Linked DNA regions of Homo sapiens: region 2 is linked to region 1. Evidence: chromatin loops called from intact Hi-C (ENCODE). Cell type or tissue: PC-9. All regions are shown on one strand. Links, peaks and the distances in the headings refer to the core of each region. The heading gives the core; the rest is flanking DNA.

Evidence for each region. A loop is a pair of places that touch in the nucleus more often than their neighbours do. Peaks named below come from ENCODE experiments on the same cell type or tissue, not always from the same donor. Only the 100,000 strongest peaks of a DNase experiment are listed, where the experiment ranks them.
Region 2: it touches region 1 in a loop (11-fold over the local background); 8 of 110 quality-filtered maps call a loop at or near these places.

Annotation. Positions count from the first base shown.
Region 1 is chr7:100,894,130-100,904,660 of GRCh38, reverse strand. ACHE (acetylcholinesterase (Yt blood group)) reads left to right here and starts at 8,773. Exons shown (of 5, transcript NM_000665.5): 1 at 8,773-8,859; 2 at 10,409-10,531. The coding sequence starts at 10,429. RefSeq lists silencers at 7,420-7,499, 8,722-8,871, 8,932-8,981 and an enhancer at 8,336-8,956. In PC-9, for the core only: CTCF peaks have their summits at 7,139, 7,338 (motif pointing left), 9,488 and 9,695 (motif pointing left); no DNase peak of the experiment used is centred there; H3K4me3 peaks cover 489 bases; H3K27me3 peaks cover 1,146 bases.
Region 2 is chr7:101,186,709-101,197,709 of GRCh38, reverse strand. MOGAT3 (monoacylglycerol O-acyltransferase 3) reads left to right here. Exons shown (of 7, transcript NM_178176.4): 6 at 1,321-1,523; 7 at 1,610-2,703. The coding sequence ends at 1,764. Among named protein-coding and RNA genes, the nearest start is that of MOGAT3, 8.8 kb to the left of the region's middle. RefSeq lists an enhancer at 1,539-2,039. In PC-9, for the core only: a CTCF peak has its summit at 5,039 (motif pointing right); a DNase peak (open chromatin) is centred at 5,029.

The DNA of each region.
Region 1 (10,531 bases), core at 2,532-10,531:
AGACTCGCTTGAACCTGGGAGGCGCAGGTTGTGGTGAACTGAGATCGCACCATCGCACTCCAGCCTGGGCAACAAGAGCAAAACTCCGTTTCCAAATAAATAAATAAATAAATAAAATTATGTTACTTTCATGCAATATAAAGTATGCAGCTTTTCATTAAACAGGCAAAAAATAAAGAATGAGGGCCAGGTGTGGTGGCTTATGCCTGTAATCCTAGCACTTTGGGAAGCCAAGGCAGGTGGATCACTTGAGGTCAGGAGTTCAAGACCAGCCTGGCCAATATGCAGAAACCCTGCCTCTACTAAAAATGGAAAAATTAGCCAGGTGTGGTGGCAGGCGCCTGTAATCCCAGCTACTTGGGAGGCTGAGGCAGGAGAATCGCTTGAACTCTGGGGGGCGGAGGTTACAGTGATTGGAGATCACGCCACTGCACTCCAGCCTGGGTGACAGAGCTAAACTCCGTCTAAAAAAAAAAAAAAATGAGAAAGTCTATGATGTACAAATCTGGAACTATCCTTAAGATACACTGTTAGCTAGGTTTCTTTCTTTTTTTTTTAAGTCAAGTACAGAAGAGTGTGTAAAGGATGCTACAATTATGTAAAAACATGGATTCAGGGCAGAAAAATACCTGTTGATGATATATGCATGTACCTGTTTGGGCTACAGAAAAAAATGAAGAAAAAAAGTGGGTAATATATGCAATATAGGACCACAGTTAACACTGCTTTAGGAATGAATACTGGGTCGAGGAAGGCAGGGAAGAGGAGAACTTTTCACTTTATACGTTTTCAATTTTATGAATTCACTAACTGTCCAAATAAATAAAATATAACTTTTTTTTTTTTTTTTTTAGGACAGGGTTTCCCTTTATCCCCTAGGCTGGAGTGCAGTGGCACGATCTCAGCTCACTGCAGCCTTGACTTCCTAGGCCCAAGCCATCCTCCCACCTCAGCCTCCTGAGTAGCTGGGACCACAGCCACGCACCGCCGCACCCAGCTAATTTTTGTATTTTTGGTAGAGAAGGGGGTCTCCCTATGTTGCCCAGGCTGATCTCAAACTCCTGGGCTCAAACGATCCACCCACCTCGGCCTCCCGAAGTACAGGGATTAAAGGCATGAGCCACTGTGCCTGGCCCAAAATGTAACTTAAAAAAGGATATTCCCCAGCCAGGAAATAACTTCTCCCCACTCATCTAAGATCTTTCCCCTCTCATTTCCCGCCATCACTGTTGCCTGCAGCACAGACATTTGTTAAGTGCGCCCAGGACGAGGATGGGAGGGTGTCACAACTGAATGAAAGTAGGGAAGCCAGGCGCGGTGGCTCACACCTGTAATCGATTCCAGCTACTCAGGAGGCTGAAGGCAGGAGGATCGCTCAAGCCCAGGAGTTCAAGGCCAGCCTGGGCAACATAGCGAAACCCTGTATCTATCCAAAAAAAAAAAAAATAGCCAAGCTTGGTGGCATGGGTCTGTAGTCCCAGCTACTCAGGAGGCTGAGGTGAGAGGATCCTTTGAGCCCAAGAGGTCAAGGCTACGGTGAGCTACAATCGCACCACTACACTCCAGCCTGGGTGACAGAGTGAGACCCCCATCTCTTTTTTAAAAATTAAAAATTTAAAAATAAAGGAGGAGGAGTCCCGCCCTAGATGCAGAGAGCCCCCAGATGTTCTGAGCTGATCCATTTTCTGCTGTAGCTCCCATGTGTCAATGGCCCAAAGCTTCCCAGCACAGCCCCAGCCCCGACCCTGGCCCTGCTGGGCACCTCTCTAGTGAGGAGGGGAGGAAGCACCTGCCACTGCCCACATGCCACCACTCTAGGACCCCAGGGTTCCCCACCCTCCCCTGTGGCAGAGCCCCAGTCTCTAAGTCAGTTAGGGAGAGGAAGGGTAGGGAGACAGGGCAGGCGCAGAGAGGGGCTAGGAAGTAATTGTCATCTCAATATTTAAACTCGGGCCGGGCGCAGTGGCTCATGCCTGTAATCCCAACACTTTGGGAGGCCGAGGCAGGCAGACCACAAGGTCAGGAGTTCAAGACCAGCCCGGCCAACATGGTAAAACCCCGTCTCTACTAAAAATACAAAAATGAGCTGGGTGTGGTGGCACGCGTCTGTAATCCCAGCTACTCAGGAGGCTGAGGCAGGAGATTCGCTTGAACCCGGGAGGCAGAAGTTGCAATGAGGGGAAATCGCACCACTGAACTCCAGCCTGGGCAATAGAGTGAGACTCTGTCTCAAAAAAAAAAAAAAAAGAGGAGGAAGAACTTGGGGGAGAATGGGAGGCAGAAGATAATCATCTCCCAGGAAGCACAGGGACTTGGGCAGGGACCCCCACCCCGCAACAATGCACACACCCCACACCTCTCTCCTTGGAAGGGAGGGGCCAGGAGGGCCTGAGAGACTCTACTTGATTTTCCAGAAGTTACAGGAGAGAGTCGCTGCAAAACAGCCCAGCCCATCCAGGTCAGAGTTCTCACCCAAAGTCCAAAGCCTGCAATTTACCAGCTGATGAAACGAAACAACCTCTGTATGATTACCTGTATGTTAATGCCTCTGGGCATCAGTTTCAGTTTCCCAGCTGTTAAATTGTACTAAAAATAGCCTGGGTGTGGTGGCTTATGCTCATAATCTCAGCACTTTGGGAGGCCAAGGCAGGTGGATCAGCTGAGGTCAGGAGTTGGAGACCAGCCTGGCCAACAGGGTGAAACCCCGTTACTACTCAAAATGCAAAAATTAGCTGGGCGTGATGGCATGCGCCTGTAATCCCAGCTACTCAGGAGGCTGAGACAGGAGAATCGCTTGAACCCAGGAGGTAGTGAGCCGAGATCACACCATTGTACTCCAGCCTGGGTGACAGAGTGAGACTCTATCTCAAAAAAAAAAAAAAAATTGTAATGAAAATACAGCCTACCCACTGGGGCTGGGCGCAGTGGCTCACGCCCGTAATCCCAACACTTTGCGAGGCCGAGGCGGGCGGATCACCTGAGGTCAGGAGTTCGAGACCAGCCTGGCCAACATGGTGAAACCCCGTCTCTACTTAAAATACAAAAAATTAGCCGGGCGTGGTGGTATGCACCTATAATCCCAGCTACTCGGGAGGCTGAGGCAGGAGAATCACTTGAACCCGGGAGGCAGAGGTTGCAATGAGCCAAGATCATGCCATTGCACTCCAGCCTGGGCAACAAAAGCGAGACTTCGTCTAAAAAAAAAAAAAAAAAAGGCAAAGAAAATACAGCCTACCCCATTTGAATGCTACAAGTGAGAATTAAATGAAATGATATTTAGCAAAGCATTCAGGAAGCGGCTGGCAAACAAGCTCTTCTTCCCCATACATGCTACTGTGAAAGCAACATTGGATCTGGGCTACTCTTCCACTCCACCCTGTTGTCCCCAGTGTTGTGGACATTTAAGGGATCCAGCTGACCACTGGGCCAACCTCACAGCCAGCCTGCACTGTCCCCAAGCCAGGTGGCAGAATCCCAAACCAGTCCTCCTCACTTCTGCACCAATCTTGTGTTAAATACTCAGTGTCCCTGGAAACCCCAGCCAAGGTCATCTATGGAACCTGTGCTTCCGGCACAGCTCTCACTTGGCCACTTGATACCTGCAGGGCAGCCAGGAGTGACCAGGAGCTCTCTGGGTGTCAAACATCTATAGCACCTAGTGTAACCTCACCAGCTATTTCCAAGAAGCCATTCAAGATGCACTGCTAACATTTAAACTGAAAACCGAGTCAGGGTTGGCTGGAACCTGTGAGACCAGGAACTGACAGCCAGTTGGACCAGCATGCCAGGGACCATGTCAGATGGATGTCAGGTCATACCAGGGAAGATGAGTGGCAACATGGCGTTCAATGTACTACTGGTGAATTAAATTGCATATTTCACTCCTTTCAGAAGCACTCAAGTTCATGGGCAAAAAGGAATGCCAAGAAAAGTACTGATCAGTTCTGATGGCCGGGCGCAGTGGCTCACACCTATAATCCCAGCACTTTGGGAGGCAGAGGTGGGAGGATCGCTTGAGCCCAGGAGTTCAAGACCAGCCTGGGCAACATAGCAAGACCCCGTCTCTACAAATTAATAAAATATTTAAAAATTAGCTGGGCATGGTGGTGCCACCTGTGGTCCCAGCTATTCAGAAGGCTGAAGGAGGGTTACTGCTTGAGCCCAGGACTTCAAGGCTGCAATGAGATATGATCACACCATTTCACTCCAACCCCGGGTGACAGAATGAGACCAAAAAAAAAAAAATTCTGAGCACAAGGGTATGCCACCCGCACTCCACTCTACCCCCGGCCAGAAAAGAGGCTAAACTAAGCAAAAGGTTATTTGGCGAATTGCATGGGAAATACTGTATACTCGTTAAATAAATAACAAAATTGTGAAAATAAAGTAAGACTTTGTAGAGACAAGCTATAAAAAATGTGTGAAATGCTCATAACTAGCAAGAGAGAAAAGGGTAAAAAGGATGGATAAGCCGCAAAGAGAAATCATCCTATCCTGTGTAGGATGACGTAACTTGGATCCAGCAGGAAGGCTGGCCCAACATTAAGTAGGGGACATAGGAAGGGGTGGGTAGAGGGAGGAAAGTCCTTTGTGTGGCCTCAGGCTCCCAATTCTGCCAGGTTACAATCTCGATTAATGGGGGGTTGGGCAAAGGCTCATCATTAAAGGAAGAGTTCGGCCGGATATGGTTGCTCAGGCCTGTAATCCCAGCACTTTGGGAGGCTGAGGCAGGTGGATCACTTAAGGCCAGGAGTTTGAGACCAGCCTGGCCAACATGGTGCAATCTCATCTCTACTAAAAATACAAAAAATTAACCAGGCATGGTGGTGCGCACCTGTAATCCCAGCTACTCAGGAGGCTGAGGTGGGAGAATCACTTGAACCTGGGAAGTGGAGGTTGCAGTGAGCCGAGTGCCACTGCACTCCAGCCTGGGGCGACAGAGTGAGACTCTGTCAAATAAATAAATAAATAGGAGATACTGTTCTTCAGCCCCTCCTCCTTCCTGCTGGCTGGAATGTAGATGTGATGGCTGATGTTCCAGCAGCCATTCTATGCCATGCGGTAGAAGTCACATGCTGAAGATGGTGCAGTAACAAGATACTGTGCAAGGAGCAACAGGGTTCCGTGTAAAGAAGCCTGGACCCTGACATTGAGGGCACCATGCCAACCCTGCAAGACTCATTTCTAGGTCTCTTTTTTTTTTTTTTTAAGACAGAGTCTCCCTCTGTCACCCAAGCTGGAGTGCAGTGGCGAGATCTTGGCCCACTGCAATCTCCGCCTCCCAGGTTCAAGCAATTCTTGTGCCTCAGCCTCCCAAGTAGCTAGGAGTACACGCACGCACCACCATACCAAGCTAATTTTTGTATTTTTAGTACAGACAAGGTTTTACCATGTTGCCCAGGCTGGTCTCAAACTCCTGGCCTCAAGTGATCCTCCTGCCTCAGCCTCCCAAGTAGCTAGAACTATAAGTATGCACCACCACACCCAGCTAATTATTTTTATTTTTTGTAGAGACAGGGTCTCACCACATTGGCCATGCTGGCCTCATACTCCTGGCCTCAAGTGATCCTCTCTCCTTGTCCTCCCAAAGTTCTGGGACGACAGTCACTGCACCTGGCCCAAGAAATACATTTCTATTATTTTTTTTTTTTTTTGAGACAGAGTTTCGCTCTTGTTGCCCAGGCTGGAGTACAATGGCATGATTTCCGCTCACTGCACCCTCCACCTCCTGGGTTCAAGCGATTCTCCTGCCTCAGCCTCCTGAGTAGCTGGGATTACAAGCATGGGCCACCATGCCCAGCTAATTTTTTTGTATTTTTAGTAGAGACAGGGTTTCTCCATGTTGGTCAGGCTGGTCTTGAACTCCCAACCTCAGGTGATCTGCCTGCCTCAGCCTCCCAAAATACTGGGATTACAACAGGCATGAGCCACCATGCCCGGCCTCTATTATATCTTGTTAAAGCCATTATTTGGTTTTTGGTCTCATACAGCTGAATTGAATATTAACCAATAAATAGAGGAAATAAGAATCTTTTGTGTTAGAAGATGTGGATCAAGGTCTGTAATAGAAGTGGGGTTCCCTGCCAGGCATGGCAGCTCATGCCTGTAATCCCAACACTTTGGGAGGCTGAGGCAGGAGGATCACCTGAGGTCAGGAGTTCGAGACCAGCCTGGCCAACATGGTGAAACCCCACCTCTGCTAAATATACAAAAATTAGCCAGGTGTGGTGGCAGGCGCCTCTAGTCCCAGCTACTCAGGAGGCTGGGAAAGGAGAATCCTTGAGCCCAGGAGGCAGAGGTTGCAGCGAGCTGAGATGGCATCATCTCTACACTCTAGCCTGGGCGACAGAGCGAGACTCTGTCTAAAAAAAAAAAATGGCGCTTCCTTCCAAGGTGGGAGACAGAGATAAAAGAGGGGTAGGGAAATTCTCTGAATTGGCAGAACTGGTAGTAGAAGCAAGGCTCATTCCTGGATAAACAGAAATGGTGAGAGAAGAAATGGGAAAAATCAAGGACATCCCTGCAGTGACAGCTGTGGAGGGTGGGGAGTTTACTATGCTAGACTATGTAGGGAAACGCCTCCTGGCTTGACAGGTTAGGTGCCTGTGTTGACAACGGTTGCTGAGAGCTCAAGGTGAAAAGAGGGATAGTTCCAGGAAATGATAACCCTGGTGATAAACTATCCCTGCCCTCCCTATCTTCATTGTACAGGCCTAGAAACTCGTGACGACAGAGGTTAGGTGACACCTGCGTGGCACAGTTCGTCTGGAGGGTGACAGGGGCAAGCCTTCATCACTAGCAGGGCCAAAAATCCCTAAAGCCTCAGGACTGGGGCAGGCCTCAGAGCACTCGTTCACAGTTTGTTTCCATCATTTTATTTTTTTGCGGAGAAGGGAGTCTCGCTATGTTGCCCAGGCTAGTCTCCAACTCCTGGACTGAAGCGATCCTCCTGTCTCGGCCTCCCAGAGTGCTGGGATTACAGGCACCGCACTAGGGGCCACACGCGGCCCCATCATTTTAATAATTCATAATTACCACGCTTAGAAACCTGCCTCAGATTCATTCCCCCCGCAGCAACACCCACCATCCACCCTCCTGTCCCCTCCCCCATGCACAGCCCTTACATCTGCTCTTCAGGGATCTCAACTAGGGCACATGGTCTGGCCAGTGAGGAGCCTTCAACTAGTGCGGCCAGAACGCTGAAGGCCGGATACAAGGAGCCTCGGTGTCCAGGCAGGGGATTTGGGGTTGCCTGAGATTGGGGCGGGGAAAGCCGGAGACAGTGGGCACAGATGGCGAGGGGTTCACCTCCCCAACACCCCCAACCCAGCCCAGTCTCCGAGGCCCGAGTGGCTGCTTTTTGCGCCACCTGGCGGCCGTCTCCAGCGAGCGGAGCGCGGGTGACCGTGCCTGCGGGACCCGGTTCCCGTGGGGCGAGCGGGCGTGGGGCCCGCCCAGCTTGGAGAGCCGGGAACCGCGCGGCCCAGGGACTGGCAAGACTCCGGATTCAACCCCTGCGAGGCCCCGCAACCCGGTGCCCGCGGTCCCTGGCGGCGGCGCCCGCGTGCCCGAGGCGCTGCGGGGCGCTGCGGGGCGCGCGGCGGTTAGAGCGAGCGTGTGCGCACGCGCCCACCCCACGCCGCGCCCCGCACCGCCGCGCGCGCGCACGCACGCCCGACGCTGGCCTGCGCCGGCCGCTCTCCCACGCGGGGTCTCGGGGGCTCCTGAGCCGGCCGCCTCCAGGAAGCAGGCGCCGCGCGGTATTGCCGCATGCACCTCGGTCGTGGGGACCCCGCTGCAGCAGCCCTGTCCACACGGGTGAACTCCTGGAGGGCGGGGCGGGGGGCAATCTGCGCGGGTCAGGCCCCTCGGAGCAGGCTGGGGGCGCCCGAGCCAGGCCGCTCCCACCTGCCAGCCGCGTGGCCAATGAATGCTAGGCCTGGTGATGTCATGCCCCGACCGGACCCTGGTGACGAAAGTCCGAAGTCACCCGTCAGGGAACCAGCACAGACCCACCCGCGGGGGTTCCAGAAGTTTCCACTGCCGCCGCGGAGTGCGGCCTCGCCCAGCAGCCTTGCGCGTGCTACCACGCTGTCCTGCCTTCTCAGGTGTCCCAAGTCACCCCTTCCTCCCCCAGGGGTCTCCTGTCTCCATGCCCTCCCACCTCATTTCCACTAGCGATCCCATTTTACATCTCCATTCCCACAGGTGTCCTTTCATCCCCAGGAGTGTCCCACGTCACCTTTTCTGCACCCGTGCCACCTGGACCCCTAAGGGGACGGTACTCTGCCACACTCCCACATGCCTCTCCTCCCATGCCACCCGTCTGTGTCGTGGCCGGGGATGCATGACCCCTTGGCCTTGCGCTAACTTCACCAGCCTCGAGCGAGACCGACAGGGTGTCCAAGTGTGTCCGTCCGTCTGTGAAAGTCGTCCCTGCGTTTGTCTGTGCCTGTCACTGCATGAGGTCGTCCGTCTGCGCGTGTCTGTCTCCACGGGCTTCTGTCCGTCTGTCTGTCACGTGGGTGTCTACTCCGCCGCTGCAGGTCTTTGGGTCGCGTCTGTCACTGCGCTCTGTCGTCGGTCGGCGTCTGGCACTGGAGTGCGTCTGGGCCCCGGGGTCTCCGGGTCTCGGCTCCAAGGGAGGGAGAGAGAGGGGAGGTGGCCACCCGGGAGAGCGGGGAGGGGCGGGGGCGGAGACAGTGGGCGGGGGCGGGCGGGGGCGCTGTGAGGCCCGGAGGGGGTGTGTGCGGGGGGCCGGAGGCGGCGGCTGTCAGAGTCGGCTCAGCCTGCGCCGGGGAACATCGGCCGCCTCCAGCTCCCGGCGCGGCCCGGCCCGGCCCGGCTCGGCCGCCTCAGGTGAGTCTCCCTCCCCGCCCGGGACTCTCCTTAAGGCCCGGGTCCGGGGCACCGTGCGCTCCCCGAGGGGTCCAGGCCCCCCTAACGGGACGGCTCCCGCTTCCCCGGGCCTGCCCCGCGCCGCCCTCCGCTGCCCCGCACTCGTCCGGAACTCTTCCCCGGCCGCCTCACACTCACCGACGCCCACGCAGGAGCCCGAGCCCGCGGGAACGGCCGCCGCCTCTGCGCTCCGATTCCCGCGGGGACCCCCGAGCACCCCTTCCCCGATCGCTCCCTAGTCCGGGGCCACTGGAAGACACCCCCTAATTGGGGCGGTACCCGAGCTGCGCAGGTTCCCGGCGCCGGGCTGGGCACCCCCATCCCCAGGGCCACAAGCCAGCGCCCCTGCGCAGCGCCCCGCAGAGGCCCCCTCCGAGGCCCAGGACGCCCCCTCCCGCGGAGACTCCATCTCTATTTTTTGGGAAGGGGAGGCTCGGCGGAAGCCCCGAGTTATAATTAGCGCCACTCGGGTTTCCTAGTTAATCTCCAGCAGCACCACCACCCCCCGCTCAGGGCGGCGGGGGCTGGGCTAGGAGTGACCGGCGGGAGAGGGGGGAGTTCCCACCCGGGGAATTTTGATCCTTTGGCTGGAGATGCCGGAACCGTAGCAGCTGCTGCCCCCAAAATAGCGCCCCCGCCCCTGCAGCCGGGGATCTCCGGAGTCCCGGGAACGCAGGCGTCCCGGCTCGCCCTTCAGGCGGCTCTGCAAGGCCCTCGAGCCCCCAGGCCCCCTCCCCAAGTTCCCGGCTCCTGGCTCGGGGCGGGGAGCGCCGACCTTTTCTCGGTCTCTACTGCCCTCCGCCGGCGGCGGCGTGCACGGCAGCTTCAGACGGATGGGGGGCTCTCGAGTCCTGGGGGACGCGGGCTGGCGAGCCTGTTTGCTGGGGCTGGGCTGGGAGCGTGCGCAGCTGATGGGAACCCGCGGGCATCAGCGCTCGGTGCCAGACATTGGATGAGAAGGGGCAGGGTTGGGTGGGGAGTGGACTAGGCAGGATTTGGGGGACCCCGGGACCTGAGGCTTCCACACCCTGAATGCCCAGCCCACCGCCCCCCAGGGCCCCGGGTCTGGCCGACCCAGGAGAGCGGGGCTGCGCTTCAGGCCGCCGCAAGCTCCCCCAGCGGCGCTGCCCGTCCGTGAGGCCGCGCCCTGTCGGGTGGCCTGTTCGTGGACTGAGGCTTCTGGTGCCCTCACTGCACGAGCTGGGCCCGGCCCAGTTCCGGGAAGAGGTGAGGGCAGTGGACCCCTGCGGAGCAGAGAGGGTGCTCCTCTCTGTTCCCTGCATTTGTCTGGATATGGGTGTCTGCCTGATCTCTTTCCCCTCCTGCCCGCTGGCCTGTGTCCTTGTCTCTGCCTGTCTCCTTCCCTCCCTCCCTCTCTCCCCTCATCTTTGCCAACCTGCCCCACCTCCTCTGCAGCTGAGCGATAACCCTTGGGCCGACAGTGCCCTAATCTCCTCCCTCCTGGCTTCTCGACCGACCCTTCACCCTTTCCCTTTCTTTCTCCCAGCAGACGCCGCCTGCCCTGCAGCCATGAGGCCCCCGCAGTGTCTGCTGCACACGCCTTCCCTGGCTTCCCCACTCCTTCTCCTCCTCCTCTGGCTCCTGGGTGGAGGAGTGGGGGCTGAGGGCCGGG
Region 2 (11,001 bases), core at 1,939-9,938, 290 kb before region 1:
CAGGCTGGTCTCGAATTCCTGGCCTCAAGTGATCCGCCCACCTTGGCCTTCCAAAGTGCTGGGATTATAGGCGTGAGCCACCGTGCCCGGCCGGACTTGTTTCTTTACTTGCGAAGAGGGCTGATACCTACCTTGCCACGATGTTGTTATTGCAAAGACCGAATGAGAAAATGACTATGAGAAGGCCCACTACACAACTGTGTCTCAAGAAATGTGAGTCCCGGCTGGGCGTGGTGGTTCACACTTGCAATCCCAGTGCTTTGGGAGGCCAAGGCAGGAAGATCACTTGAAGCCAGGAGTTCAAGACCAGCCTGGGCAACATAGGGAGACATCATCTCTACAAAAATAAAATAAAATAAATTAGCCAAGTGTGGTAGTGCACGCCCGAAGTTTCAGCTATTCGGGAGGCTGAGGTGGGAGGATGGCTTGAGCGGAGAAGGTTGAGGCTGCAGTGAGCTATGATTGCACCACTGCCCTCCAGCCTGGGCAAGAGAGCAAGGCCTTGTCTCTTTTAAAATTTTTTAAATTATTTATTTTTTAAAATTTTCTAATTTTTAATTTTTGGAGATGGAGTCTTGCTCTGTCACCCAGGCTGGAGTGCAGTGGTGTGATCTCGGCTCGCTGCAACCTCCACCTCCCGAGTTCAAGCCTCTGAAGTACCTGGGACTACAGGTGCACGTCACCACGTCTGGCTAATTTTTGTATTTTTAGTAGAGATGGGGTTTCACCATATTGGTCAGGGTGGTCTCGAACTCCTGACCTCAGGTGATCCACCCACCTCAGCCTTCCAAGGTATTGGGATTACAGGCATGAGCCACCGCACCCAGCCTATTTATTTTTTGAGACAAAGTCTCACTCTGTCACCCAGACTGAAGTGCAGTGGTGTGATCTTAGCTCACTGCAACCTCTGCCTCCCAGGTTCAAGCGATTCTTGTGCCTCAGCCTCTGTAGTAGCTGGAATTACAGGTACCCACTTCCACACCTGGCTAATTTTTATGTTTTTGCAGAGACGGGGGTTTCACCATGTTGGCCAGGCTGGTCTCCAACTCCTGACCTCAAATGATCCTCCCACCGTGGCCTCCCAAAATGCTGGGATTACAGGTGTGGTTACAAGACCCTCTCTCTAAAACAAAGAAAAAGAAAGAGAAAGAAATGCGAGTCCTGTCTTCTAGATCTTTCTTTGTAGCCATAGTCATGTGCTTTGAATGACCCTGGGAGGTAGCATCTGGACGTAGTGGGAAGGACTTGTAGCCCCTGGGGGTGCCCATCTCGGAGCAGTCCAGCAGCCTGAGCCCCCTCTTCTCTCTTGCTCCTTCCCAGGGCGTCCCTGGTGCCCGTGTACTCCTTTGGGGAGAATGACATCTTTAGACTTAAGGCTTTTGCCACAGGCTCCTGGCAGCATTGGTGCCAGCTCACCTTCAAGAAGCTCATGGGCTTCTCTCCTTGCATCTTCTGGGGTCGCGGTCTCTTCTCAGCCACCTCCTGGGGCCTGCTGCCCTTTGCTGTGCCCATCACCACTGTGGGTGAGTGCCCACCTCCGGGGGGACGGCCACCAGCAGCTGCGTGGGCATCAGGGATCCCTCGCCCACCTGTCTCCCTCTCCCTGCAGTGGGCCGCCCCATCCCCGTCCCCCAGCGCCTCCACCCCACCGAGGAGGAAGTCAATCACTATCACGCCCTCTACATGACGGCCCTGGAGCAGCTCTTCGAGGAGCACAAGGAAAGCTGTGGGGTCCCCGCTTCCACCTGCCTCACCTTCATCTAGGCCTGGCCGCGGCCTTTCGCTGAGCCCCTGAGCCCAAGGCACTGAGACCTCCACCCACTGTGGACTCCATGCCTCCAATAAAAGGTAGTTCTGGGCCCAGCGCAGTGCCTCATGCCTGTAATCCCAGCACTTTGGGAGGCCAAGGTGGGAGGATCGTTTGAGCCCAGGAGTTGAAGACCAGCCTGGGCAACACAGTGAGACTTCATTTCTACAAAAATTAAAAAATAATGTTGTTAATTAGCCGGGCATGGTGGCATGTGCCTGTAATCCCAGCTATTTGGGAGGCTGAGGCAGGAGACTTGCTTAAACCCAGGAGGCGGAGGTTGCAGTGAGCTGAGATCACACCACAGTACTCCAGCCTGGGCAACACAGCGAGACTCAATCTCAAAAAAAAAAAAAAAAAAAAAAAAAAGACTGTTAAAGCTGTAGTAGGCTGGGCGTGGTGGCTCATGCCCATAATCCCAACACTTTGGGAAGCCGAGGCAGGTGGATCAACTGAGGTCAGGAGTTCAAGACCAGCCTGGCCAAAATGGCAAAACCCCCTCTCTACTAAAACTACAAAAATTAGCCGGGCATGGTGGCTCATGCCTATAATCCCAGCTACTCCGGAGGCTGAGGCAGGAGAATCGCTTGAACCCAGGAGGCAGAGGTTGCAGTGAGCCGAGATCACACCACTGCACTCCAGTCTGGGCAACAGAGCGAGATTCCATCTCAAAAAAAAAAAAATGTTGTTAAAGCTATAATCGTTCTGGAAGTGAACATGGCCAGGCATGACCTGCCCCCATCCTGATGTGCTACAAAGCTGCTGCCTTAGATTGGGTATCAGGACCCTGAACTGTCCTCCCAGTGAGAGTTCAGTCTGTGGCATGACCTTGGACAAGCCTCTTCCTTTTGCCTGTTTACTTCTTTGTCTGTAAATAAAGGCATCTGCTTAGCAAAGAGCTGTTGGGCATTGGGATGGAGTTAGGAGGGAGGATGCGTGGAGAGGCAGGCTTTGAAGAGTGAGCAGGATTTAGATGGAGGTGAAGTTAGGGTAGATGGCGGAATTCCAAGAGCTAAAGGTAAGAGCAGTCAAGGGCACTTAACAGGACGGGGAAATGGTACCATCCCCAGTGAAGGAAAAATAGAGTTAAGAACACAGCTGAGGCTGGGCGCGGTGGCTCACGCCTGTAATCCCAGCACTTTGGGAGGCTGAGGCGGGCGGATCACGAGGTCAGGAGATCGAGACCATCCTGGCTAACAAGGTGAAACCCCGTCTCTACTAAAAATACAAAAACTTAACCAGGCATGGTGGCGGGCGCCTGTAGTCCCAGCTACTGAGAGGTTGAGGCAGGAGAATGGCGTGAACCCGTGAGGCGGAGCTTGCAGTGAACCGAGATTGTGCCACTGCACTCCAACATGGGAGACAGAGCCAGACTCCGTCTCAAAAAAAAAAAAAAAAAAAAAAGCTTATGTCCTATGGCCGGCTGCTGTGGCTCACACCTATAATCCCAGCACTTTGGGAGGCTGAGGCAGGTGGATCACGAGGTCAAGAGATCAAGACCATCATGGCCAACATGGTGAAACCCCGTCTCTACTAAAAATACAAAAATTAGCTGGGCGTGGTGGTGCTCTCCTGTAGACCCAGCTACTCAGGAGGCTGAGGCAGGAGAATTGCTTGAACACGGGAGGCGGAGGTTGTGTTGAGCCAAGATCGCACCATTGCACTCCAGCCTGGGCAACAAGAGTGAAACTCCGGCTAAAAAGAAAAAAAAATGAAAAAAATGAAAAAAAAAATTCTAGAAATTAGCCAGGTGTGGTGGCTTATGATTGTCATCCCAGCTACTTGGGAGGTAGAGGTGGGAGACTCTCTTAAGCCTAGGAGGTCAAGGGTGCAGTGAGCCGAGATCGTGCCACGGCACTCCAGCCTGGGTAACGAAGCGAGACCCGTCTCAAACAGACAAACAAAAAGAGCCCTGGGGTGGTCACAGCATCCTCTGACTTTGGTCAATCCTATTTGCTGGCTGGCTTTGTGTATCCAGGACTTCATCAAGAATAACTCATTGAAATGTAATTGGAATGCCCTATATTTGCTTCTACCGTCCTATAAAATTTATTTGTGGGAAGAATTTTCCCTTTATTGCATGAAAATATGGGCAGTCCCATGACTTCCCTGGGTCATTCTCAGATAATAAGTTCTACATTCATTTTAAGTTGGAGCATAGAAATGTTTCGTTCAGGCCAGGCATGGTGGCTCATGCCTGTAAGCCCAGCACTTTAGGAGGCCGAGGCAGGAGGATCACCTAAGACCAGGAGTTCAAGACCAGCCTGGCCAACATAGTGAACCCCGTCTCTACCAAAAATACAAAAATTAGCTGGGCGTAGTGGCAGGTGTCTGTAATCCCAACTACTCCAGAGATTGAGGCAGGAGAATCGCTTGAACCCGGAGGCGGAGGTTGCAGTGAGCCGAGATTGCACCGCTGCACTCCAGCCTGGGCGACAGAGTAAGACTGTGTCAAAAAATAAAAACAAATAAAAATAAAAATAAATCAGCTCTGGGTTTGAGCAACCTCGGCCTGGATACCCTTGGAGTTCAGGCAGGCCTCGACGTGGCCACTTGTCCTTCCCCCTTTCCTGCCGTGGGAGCATCCAACCAGTCACAATCCGGCCAATAGATTTCTCCAGTGGGCACATTTTCCAGACACTGGGGATGGGCGGGGTATGGTAGTATGCATCTGTCATCCCAGAGTTTGAGAAGCCAAGGTGGGAGGATCGCTTGAGGCCAGGAGTTACAGGCTGAGCCAAGATTGCACCACAGCACCAGCCTGGGCAACAGAGCAAAACCCGTCTTTTATTTTATTTTATTTTATTTATTTATTTATGTTTTTTGAGATGGAGTCTCGCTCTGTCGCCCAGGCTGGAGTGCAGTGGCGCGATCTCCGCTGACTGCAAGCTCCGCCTCCCGGGTTCACGCCATTCTCCTGGCTCAGCCTCCCGAGTAGCTGGGACTACAGGCGTCTGCCACCACTCCTGGCTAATTTTTTGTATTTTTTTTTTAGTAGAGATGGGGTTTCACCGTGTTTGCCAGGATGGTCTCGATCTCCTGACCTCGTGATCCGCTCGCCTCGGCCTCCCAAAGTGCTGGGGTTACAGGCGTGAGCCACCAAGCCCGGCCCAAAATCCGTCTTTTGAAAAAGAGGAAGAAGGAACAGCATTCGCAGCTTTATGAGCTCAGCCTGCCGCTTTTCTTTCGGCGCCATTCTCTCCTGCCATCCTCCATGTGGCCACCAGAGGGCGGTCTCTACACAGAAGGCAAATCTGTCCCTCTCTTGCTTGAAGTCCTCGGGGGCTAGCCAGCCTCTGCCTACAGGCTGGGTCCAAGGTGCAGCCCCACCCAGGGCAGACGACCCAGAACTGCTTGTTCTTGCAAACCAGGCTGTGTTTCAGCCCTGGGCTTTACTCAGGCTGTCCCTTCCCACCTGAGGGACCCAGCACCTCTTATCTGGAAGGGGAGTTTCAAGACTCAGTTTAGGTTCCATTTCCAAGACACCTTCCCCAACCTGCCAACCTGCCAGGCTGGTCCAGGGCCCTCCTCGCCATCCCCATAGCTCTGCTTAAAGATCTATCACGACCTTCTCCAGCCTGGCCAACATGGTGAAAACCCATCTTTACTAAAAATACAAAAATTAGCTGGGCATGGTGACAGGTGCCCCTGATCCCAGCTACTTGGGAGGCTGGGGTCCGAGAACCACTTGAACCCGGGAGGCGAAGGTTGCAGTGAGCAGAGATTGCGCCACTGCACTCCAGCCTGGATGACAGAGTGAGACTCCATCTCAAAAAAAAAAAAAATCTGTCACGACCTTCTGTGTTTTTTTGTTTGTTTTGTTATTTTGTTTTTTTGACACAGGATCTAGCTTTGTCACCCAGGCTGGAGCGCAGTGGTTCTACCATGTTGCCCAGGCTGGTCTTGAACTCCTGGGCTGGAGTGATCATCCCACCTCGGCCTCCCAAAGCGCTGGGATTACAAGAGTGAGCTACCGTGCCCAGCCAACAAGAGTGAAGAGGCTGACCAACATGGCAAAACCCTGTCTCTACTAAAAATACAGAATTAGCCGGGCGTGGTGGTGCATGCCTGTAATCCGAGCTACTCAGGAGGCCGAGGCAGGAGAATCGCTTGAACCCGAGAGGCAGAAGTTGCAGTGAGCCGAGATTGTGCCATTGCACTCCAGCCTGGACAACAAGAGCGAAACTCCGTCTCAAAAATATATATATATAGCTCTCAAAGTTTTGGAATCTGGGACGTCCGAGATCAAAGCACCAGCCGAAATGTCGTCTGGAGAGGGTTCACTTCATCACGTGTGTCATCTTCTTGCCCTAACCTCACACGGAGAAGAGAGGAGGGTCTCTCTCAGGTCTCTTTTTTAATGGCACTGTGCTATTATCTATATATCCATTTATAGATCCTATATATAGGTCCGAGGTTCTTGGCTCATAACTCCCAAAGCCCTTGTTATTTCCTAAGTAACTAAAACAATCGGCCCTTCTCTTGTTAGAGTAGTTGGCCTATGTCCTCAATTCCCGAAGCAACTTCGGAACAGCTTCAGAGCGATAAAAGTGAAAGACAGTCTTTTGTTAGAACGTGGGGGCACTTTTGGCCTCAGAAGCAGGCTTCAGAAAACACAATCTGTCTGTCTCTGACCTCCTCCTGGCCTCCTCTCTCCTGCTCCTTTTTCTCACCTAGGCAGGCCATAGAAACTAAAAATATACGGAATCTTCTTCCCTCGCCGTTCTGTCTGAAGCTGGTTATTAAGAGATGCTCTGACCTACCTTGTCTGCTTGTGGGTCATGAGACCCTCATTTCAGAAAGGGTCCTGCCCCATCCCCTGGAGGAAGGAACACTACACAGAGAGAGGCCGAGGAGAATCTGAACAGACAGGCCTGGCTGGGCTTCCCCACTCGGTGTGTTAGTATTAGGTGGTACCCTTTTTGTCCAATCACATTTTTTTTTTTTTTTGAGACAGAGTTTTGCTCTTGTTGCCTAGGCTGGAGTGCAATGGCACGATCTCGGCTCACCACAACCTCTGCCTCCCAGGTTCAAGCAATTCTCCTGCCTCAGCCTCCTGAGTAGCTGGGATTACAGGCATGCACCACCACACCTGGCTAATTTTGTATTTTTAGTAGAGACAGGGTTTCTCCATGTTGGTCAGGCTGGTCTCGAACTCCCGACCTCTAGTGATCCGCCCACCTTGGCCTCCCAAAGTGCTGGGATTACAGGCGTGAGCCACCACGCCCCAGCTTCCAATCACACTTCTACACTGGTGTCAATCATGCCTATCCAAGGAAGCCCCTGTAAAAGACCTGAGGACTGGGTTTGGAGAGCTTCTGGATAGGTGAGAATGTGGAGGTTCTTGGAGGGTGGTGCACTCTGGGAGGACATGGAGTTCCAAACCCCACTCCCCATGCCTCACCCTAGGCATGTCTTCATCTGTATAGTTTTGTTTTCTTTTTTCTGAGACAGGGTCTCACTCTGTCACCCGGGCTGAAATGCAGCCTCCACCTCCCAGGTTCAAGCAATCCTCCTGCCTCAGCCTCCCAAGTAGCTGGGATTACAGGCATGTGCCACCATGCCTGGTTAATTTTTGTATTTTTAATAGAGATGGGGTTTGGCCATGTTGGCCAGGCTGGTCTTGAACTCCTGGCCTCAAGTGATCTTCCTGCCTTGGTCTCCCAAAGGGCTGGGATTACAGGCATGAGCCCAGCCCTGTTTTTGTTTGTTTGTTTTTGTTTTTGAGACAGGCTGTCACTCTGTCTCTCAGGCTGGAGTGCAGTGGCACCATCACAGCTCACTGCAACCTCCGCCTCCCCGGCCTAAGTGATCCTCCTGCTTCAACCTGTCAAGTAGACTGGACTATAGGCGTGCACCACCATGCCTGGCTAATTTTTTGTATTATTTTTTGTACAGACAGGGTTTCACCATGTTGCACAAGCTGGTCTCGAACTCCTGAGCTCAAGTAATCCTTCCTCCTTGGCCTCCCAAAGTGCTAGGATTACAGACTTGAGCCACTGCCTCTGGCCGATCCGTATCCTTTGTTTTTGTTTGTTTGTTTGTTCATTTTATTTATTTATTTTTAGAGATGGAGTCTTGCTATGTTGCCCAGGCTGGTCTCAAACTCCTAGCCTCAAGCAGTCCTCCCACCTCAGCCTCCCAAAGTGCTGAGATTACAGGCATGAGTCACCACACCTGGCCCATCTGTAACCTTTGTAATATCCTTTATAATAAACAGGTGAATATAAGTGAGTGATTCTCTGAGTTCTGTGAGTCGTGCTAGCAAATTAATTGAACCCAACAGGGGGTCATGGGACCCCCAGTATATAGCCGGTCAGTCAGACGTGCAGGTAGAATAACCTGAGGCTTGTGAGTGGCATTGGTAGTGGGGGACAGTCTTGTGGGACTGAGCCTCCACGTGGGATCTATCACTACCTCCAGGTAGTGTCCAGATTGAACTGGGTTGAAAGACACCGGCTGCAGAATTGATTGCTTACTTGGTGTGTGGGGAAAAAACCCCCACACATTTGGCCACAAGATTCTTTTTTTTTCTTTCCCTTCCTTCCTTTTTCCTTCCTTCCCTTCTTCCCCTCCCCTTCCTCTCTTTCTCTCTTTTCTTTTTTCCTTTCTTTCTGTCTTTTCACTGAATCTCGCTCTGTTACCCAGGTTGGAGTGCAATGGTGGGATCTCGGCTCACTGCAACCTCCTCCTGCCGAGTCCAAGCAATTCTCCTGTCTCAATTTCCCGAGTACCTGGGATTATAGGTGTATGCCACCACGCCCGGCTAATTTTTTTTTTTTTTTGAGATGGAGTCTCACTCTGTTGCCCAGGCTGGAGTGCAATGGCCCAAACTTGGCTCACCGCAACCTCCGCCTCCCGGGTGCAAGCGATTCTCCGGCCTCAGCCTTCCGAGTAGCTGAGACTACAGGCGCACACCACCACACCCAGCTAATTTTTGTATTTTTAGTAGAGATGGGGTTTCACCATGTTGGCCAGGATAATCTTGAACTCCTGATCTCGTGATCCACCCGCCTTGGCCTCCCAAAATGCTGGGATTACAGGCGTAAGCCACCGCGCCCAGCCGGGCTAATTTTTGTAATTTCAGTAGAGATGGGTTTTCACCATGTTGGCCAGGCTGGTCTCGAACTCCTGATCTCAAGCAATCTGCCTGCCTCAGCCTCCCAAAGTGCTGGGATTACAGGTGTGAGCCACCGTGCCCAGCCTTAATTTTCTTTTAATCTGTAGATTTCCTCTCCGTCTCTCTCTGTCTCTTCTTCCAACTTATTTGTGGAAGAAATGAGATTGTTCTGTAAATTTTCACTGCAACCTCCGCCTCCCAGGTTCAAGCTATTCTCCTGCCTCAGCCTCCCAAGTAGCTGGGATTACAGGTGTGCCCCACCACGCCTAGCTAATTTTTGTATTTTTAGTAGAGATGGAGTTTCACCATGTTGGCCAGGCTAGTCTCGAGTGATCCACCCGCCTCAGCCTCCCAAAGTGCTGGGATTACAGACATGAGCCACCACACCTGGCTAAAACTATATATATTTATCATATACAAAGTGATACTTTGAAATATGTATTCTCTCTGGTTTTGTGTATGTTAAATATTCTCCAGATAAAAAAGTGTTGGGCTTTTTTTTTTTTTTTTTTTTTTTTTTTTAGATAGGATCTCGCTCTGTCACCCAGGCTGCAGTGTGCAGTGGCACGATCAGGGCTCACTGCAGCCTTGACTTGTTGGGCTCAAGCAATCCTCCCACATCATCCTCCTGAGTAGCTGGGACTGCAGGTGTGCACCACCACACCTGGCTACTTTTAAAATTTTTTTGTAGAGACAAAGTCTTGCTATGTTGCCCAGGCTGGTCTAGCCTAGGCCAGGCATGGTGGCTCACACCTGTAATCCCAGCACTTTGGGAGGCTGAGGCAGGTGGATCACCTGAGGTCAGGAGTTCGAGACCAGCCTGATCAACATGGAGAAACCCTGTCTCTACTAAAAATTCAAAATTAGCTGGGCATGGTGGCACATGCCTGTAGTCCCAGCTACTCAGGAGGCTGAGGGAGGAGAATTGCTTGAACCCGGGAGGCGGAGGTTGTGGTGGGCCAAGATAGCGCCATTTGCACTCCAGCCTGGGCAACAAGAGTGAAACTCCATCTCAAAAATAAAATAAAATAAAATAAACAAATAAATAAATAAAACAGTGGTTTTTTTTTTTTTTTTTTTAGACCGAGTCTCGCTCTGTCGCCCAGGCTGGAGTCCCATGGTGCAATTTCGGCTCACTGCAAGCTCCACCTCCCGGGTTCACGCCATTCTCCTGCCTCAGCCTCCTGAGTAGCTGGGACTACAGGCACCTGCCACCACGCCCAGCTAATTTTTTGTATTTTTAGTAGAGACGGGGTTTCACCGTGTTAGCCAGGATGGTCTCGATCTCCTGACCTCATGATCCGCCCGCCTCGGCCTCCCAAAGTGCTGGGATTACAGGCGTGAGCCACGGCGCCCGGCTCAAAACAGTGTATTTTTAACAGCCAGCTAAAGTGAGCTACTTGTAAGAAGAAGTGGAATTAACCAGGCCCTGAGAAGATGACAATAATGCTTGCTGAATAAATGAACAGACCTTGTAGCCAGTATTGGTTTATGTGCATGGGAAAGAGGAAGCTGACAATTGGAGGAGCACAGATGTGAAACTTCATGTACATCTAAGCACGCTAGTCACACTTCTAACCTTCAGAAGTATAGTGTGAGGCTGGGCTATGGATTGGTTTGGGATTAGGATACTAGGAATCAGGGTGCACAGTGGCTCATGCCTGTAATACCAGCATTTTGGGAGGCCCAGATAGGCGGATCACTTGAGATCAGGTGATGATCAACATGATGAAACCCTGTCTCTACTAAATGTGATGAAACATGTGAGATCAACATGATGAAACCCCATCTCTACTTAAAAAAAAAAAAAAAAAAAAAAAAAAAGCTGGGTGTGGTTGTGGGTGCCTGTAATCCCAGCTACTTGGGAAGCTAAGGCAGGAGAATTACTTGTACCCGGGAGGCAGAGGTTGCCATGAACTGAGATCCCACCACCATGGCACTCCAGCCTGGGGGACAGAGGGACAGAGGGAGACTCTGTCTCAAAAAAAAAAAAAAAAAAAACAGACCGGGAAGCCAACGCGGGCAGATCACTTGAGAGCCCGGCCAACATGGTGAAACCCCATCTCTACTAAAA